Regions from separate parts of the Homo sapiens genome. Here region 1 is linked to region 2. The links are chromatin loops, found by intact Hi-C in ENCODE. Cell type or tissue: PC-9. All regions are shown on one strand.

The links. Peaks named below come from ENCODE experiments on the same cell type or tissue, not always from the same donor. Only the 100,000 strongest peaks of a DNase experiment are listed, where the experiment ranks them.
Region 1: it touches region 2 in a loop (2.4-fold over the local background); 1 of 110 quality-filtered maps calls a loop at or near these places.

What each region holds. Positions count from the first base shown.
Region 1 is chr9:97,673,779-97,676,278 of GRCh38, reverse strand. It overlaps XPA (XPA, DNA damage recognition and repair factor), which reads left to right. Exons shown (of 6, transcript NM_000380.4): 6 at 692-1,370. The coding sequence ends at 840. Among named protein-coding and RNA genes, the nearest start is that of XPA, 22 kb to the left of the region's middle. RefSeq lists an enhancer at 477-546. In PC-9, no CTCF peak of the experiment used is centred here; no DNase peak of the experiment used is centred here.
Region 2 is chr9:98,009,180-98,011,679 of GRCh38, reverse strand. ANP32B (acidic nuclear phosphoprotein 32 family member B) reads right to left here. Exons shown (of 7, transcript NM_006401.3): 5 at 291-409. Among named protein-coding and RNA genes, the nearest start is that of ANP32B, 27 kb to the right of the region's middle. RefSeq lists an enhancer at 802-871. In PC-9, no CTCF peak of the experiment used is centred here; a DNase peak (open chromatin) is centred at 1,069.

The DNA of each region.
Region 1 (2,500 bases), 340 kb after region 2:
CTTCACAGTTAAACTATCTTTGCTCAGTTTCCCTACTTGCAAAATAAAGTGAAGTAAAATCAAAACTCTGTGGTTCTTTCCAGCTCTTAACATTCTGTGATTCTTATTTTTAGCCCTCTCCTAAAATAATGCTGTCATCTTATAAGAACTTCAACAGACTTGAGGTCTTATTGCACAAGCACTTTTTCTAAGATGAAAACATACCAGCATAGTGGTAGAGTTCTCTACTTTCTAGTTTTCTTGCAAAGCTTGACTTGATGCTTATTGACGTAGCTCCTAACAGGAACTTAAAAACACTCCTTTTTCTTAATTATTTCAGCTGACTCCTTTTCCTACTGTGGCATTCTGTTATCTGAAGTCAAACGTACCTGAATGTGTCCTATTGTGTTACTCAACTCACTTCTGAATATGGTTCTGTTTTGCATACCACCAACCCACATAACCATTTCTGAATCTCTTGTTTCACACTGCTCCAGTGACAACTTGATTCACAGGCCGAACTAGTGAGGTAAGAAAGTAAGTTTGCCAAGTTTGTATAATCAACTTTGTTATAAAATTAAGGTAAACTATATATGGTTTAAATACACATAGACACACACACATGTACATGGCTGAAAGCTTGATGGAGTTGGATTTTTGGATTCACCTGAATAGCACCACTGAAAAGATGACTTTAAAATTTTTTTTTCAGAATTGCGGCGAGCAGTAAGAAGCAGCGTGTGGAAAAGGGAGACGATTGTTCATCAACATGAGTATGGACCAGAAGAAAACCTAGAAGATGACATGTACCGTAAGACTTGTACTATGTGTGGCCATGAACTGACATATGAAAAAATGTGATTTTTTAGTTCAGTGACCTGTTTTATAGAATTTTATATTTAAATAAAGGAAATTTAGATTGGTCCTTTTCAAAATTCAAAAAAAAAAGCAACATCTTCATAGATGAATGAAACCCTTGTATAAGTAATACTTCAGTAATAATTATGTATGTTATGGCTTAAAAGCAAGTTTCAGTGAAGGTCACCTGGCCTGGTTGTGTGCACAATGTCATGTCTGTGATTGCCTTCTTACAACAGAGATGGGAGCTGAGTGCTAGAGTAGGTGCAGAAGTGGTAGGTCAGCTACAAATTTGAGGACAAGATACCAAGGCAAACCCTAGATTGGGGTAGAGGGAAAAGGGTTCAACAAAGGCTGAACTGGATTCTTAACCAAGAAACAAATAATAGCAATGGTGGTGCACCACTGTACCCCAGGTTCTAGTCATGTGTTTTTTAGGACGATTTCTGTCTCCACGATGGTGGAAACAGTGGGGAACTACTGCTGGAAAAAGCCCTAATAGCAGAAATAAACATTGAGTTGTACGAGTCTGATCATGTTTTCTGTACTCTTGGGGCCTCTATTGTGGGACTTAACATTAGTCTAGATAGCTTTTTAAATGCTGGATTAAAATGGAAAAGAGCTGTTTTCATGGTTGACTATCTGATTGTTGATCAAAGAAGGCACTGATGTTTATTTTAAGTAGTGCTAACATTTACTGAGCATTTACCAACCAGGTGCCAGGCATGCACCTAAGTGCCTTAGGAGTATGTTCATTTAGTCCCAGGCTTGCTTCCATGCTGCTTTCAGACTTCTAAGGAAAGGAAGGTGAAGTCTCACATCACCGCAGGCATCTGCATCAACTTTAGTGAAATTTTCCTGTAGCTTGTCAAAAGAATTATTGGGTCTATGCATTATTTTTTGACAAAAACAAATTCCAGTTAGTTAAAATAACCTGATATTTTCAAATTGTTTGACATGACATTTTATCCTACTGTACAAATAGAATAGGAAGTTTAAACATTTCCATTTTTTTTTCTTTAATGGAGATTATGCTTGGAGAAAGGCTAAGTCAAAACAAGTCATGTCCAAATAATTCAGACTACACAGAAATGTTTGTGTATTTTTCAAGTTTGATTTTTTTTTAAACACCTTCACACTCAATGACTAATACGTGCTATGCTAAATATTACAGCTTAGTAAAAATTGATTCTGAATGGGCAGCAAGATGTCTCTGGGGAAAAAAGCTTTCAGCTTGATGACAACAGATGATGACAACAGAATAACTAGGGGTTCAGGTTGTTGTAAGAGCATTATGGGGGCGGGGAAGGAGCTCTTGGGCCAACTGGATCTAGGTTCAAATTCCACTTACTAGCTGTGGACCGTGGGTAAATTACTCCAAAACCTGTTTTTATCTGTAAAGAGGGCATAATCATCTCAAAGGACTGTTTGAAGTAGTTAATAGGGTGAACCTATAGCACCTGGCACATAATAACCACTAGTTAATGAGCATGTATTACCAAGGCCACTATGTTACAGAAAATAGATTTGTCTAGTTAAGGGATGCTTCTATTCACCCTCTACACCCTTACCAGTTTAAGACAATCCTGGTATCCAGAAATCACTAACAGCTAAACCTGCTCTACATAGGTTGGCAAGGTCCCTTCCTCATCTTTCATTTTCA
Region 2 (2,500 bases):
TGTCCAGTTTTCTCACCACACTGAATACTCAATTCATTCCTTCCCCCAGAGGGCCAGAACTTACCTTGCACAGCCAGGAACCGTACTAGTTTGAGTTCAGTAGGCATTCTATTTAGTAGTTATTTAAAGCCAGACAAACACTAAATTAACCAGATTCATATTGTAAATGTATTCACAGGTATACTAATTTCTTCAAAAGGTGTTTTTTCTTTTCTTTTGTCATCTTTTTGAAACCCCCACTTTTGTTGTAATTACAAATAGGAAGCAGGGTAGAAAACAGCTGCACTGACCTCCTCACTGACTTCATCGTCGTCCTCATCCCCTTCTACATCTTCATCTTCATCATCTTCTTCATCAAACTCCTCTTCTTCACCATCCTCATCGTCCTCGTCTTCCTCATCTTCTCCTTCTAAAAATAGTCCAAAAGGGATTCATTAAATATCCTCGACGCTCCACAGGGGACAAAGTGTTGAGGATCTGTGGGCTGGCTCACAGAACAAATGCTGTAAGGCCACGAACTGCAGTCACTTTCTTTCTACTATGTGCTACAGCTCAGTCCCTTTGTCCGATAGAGTCCCATAAAATCAGAGAGCTAGAAGTCCTGGTAGATAAGACAAACACTATAATTCTCGCTGATGAAATGATACAATGGCTAAGATTTGCTTCAAAATTATATGGAGTGGGGAAGAAGGTAAGGGTATGCAGGAATAAAATAAGATCAGCTATGACCAATAATTGCTGAAGCTGAGTGATAAGAACATGGGGGTTCATTTTGCTATTATTTTTACCCTTTGTCACTGTCTGAAATTTTTGACAGTAAAAAGTTAAAAAAAAAAAAATCATGTACCTTCTCTTGGGTATCATTACCAGAGTCACAGTCAGCTGCTCAAATCAGGAACCTGAGAAACACCCATAATAACCCTGTGACTCAGGGGACAGGAGGCTGAGAGGCACCTGCATCTCTAGCTGGTTGTTCGGACCTCTAGTGCGGCAGTTCTTGCTTCTCCTGGGTCCTAGAGCACACCATGCTCTCACCTGCCTCCTGGTCTCTGCATGCTCTTTCCATCCTCTTTGCTTGGCTAACTCTGACTCCACCTTGGAGTCTCAGTCAACATCACTTCCTTAGGCAGTCTTACTCACCAGACCTCCCAATGCCAGGTCATAGGCTCTCACCATGAGTATGTGGTGCTTCTCCATTACAACACACTTTGCTTACTTGCAATTATTATTTAGAATTCTTAATTTAAAACAATTTTTTCTGTACAGATAGGGTTTGTCTATGTTGCCCAGGCTGGTCTTGAACTCCTGGATTCCAGCAATCATCCTGCCTCACCCTCCCCAAGTGTTGGGATTACAAGTGTGAGCCACCATACCTAGCCTATTTATGATTTAAAAAAAAAAAACAAAAAAAAAAAAACACCATTTCTCTGTAAGGTCCAAGAGGGTAGGAACCTTGTTTTTTTGTTCCTTTTTTTTTTAAACCACTATTTTCCGCAGTGCCTGGCACATAGGAAATGCTCAAGTATTTGTTGGCTGACCCATCTTTGCTCTCAGGAACTGCCCCCCACCTTCCAAGGAATGTCCTTTACTGGCTCTTGCACATGTGGCTGTTCTTCCTGTTTGAGGTGAACTTAAATAGACAACAAGCACAAATGGTTTTTAGGAAAAATGGAAAAACTGTAGAAGGGACAAAGGGACATAACATTTGGAAATAAGTGAGATGTCCTATTCTCTGTCCATTTTACCACCTTATAACTCATTAATTTTTGCCTGTCTCAATATGCTTCAAAATAAAACTGTAAAAATGCTTCCAGAGAATTATACCATTAACTGCACCCAAACTCCTTGATGCTTTTCCTCCTCTATTTTCTTGATAATTTCTGTCATATGTGCTAATTTTTAAAGAAAAGAAATACTCATGCTGACTGATGTGAAAACTAATCATTCTGCTTCCTCCAAACCAGGGGTTCCCAACTCCCAGGACTGGTACTGGTCTGTGGCCTGGGCCGCACAGCAGGTGGTGAAGAGCAGGCCAGTGACCATTACCACGTGAACTCCGCCTCCTGTCACATCACCTGTTAGATCCTCATAGGAGTGCAAATTCTATTGTGAACTGCGCATGTGAGGGATCTGGACTGTGCATTCCTTATGAGAATCTAATGCCTGATCTAAGGTGGAACCGTTTCATCCCAAAACCATTCAGCTGCCGCCCCCAACCCCTTCCCTGCATCTGTGGAAAAACTGTCTTCCATGAAACCAGTCCCTGGTGCCAAAAAGGTTGGAGACTGCTGCTCTAAGCCACCTGTACGTGAGAAGCGTTTTATTCTAAGAGTGACTGAGAATAAACAAACTCAGCATGCAAAGAAAACACAAACTAATCAGGAGGAATATCTTGGGTAGAAAGTATTAGTTATTTCTTAAAATCTGTAAATCTGTAAAATATGTATAAATCCTGGGTCAAATGCCAAAACTACTGAAAATCATCTTTTAATTCTATGTT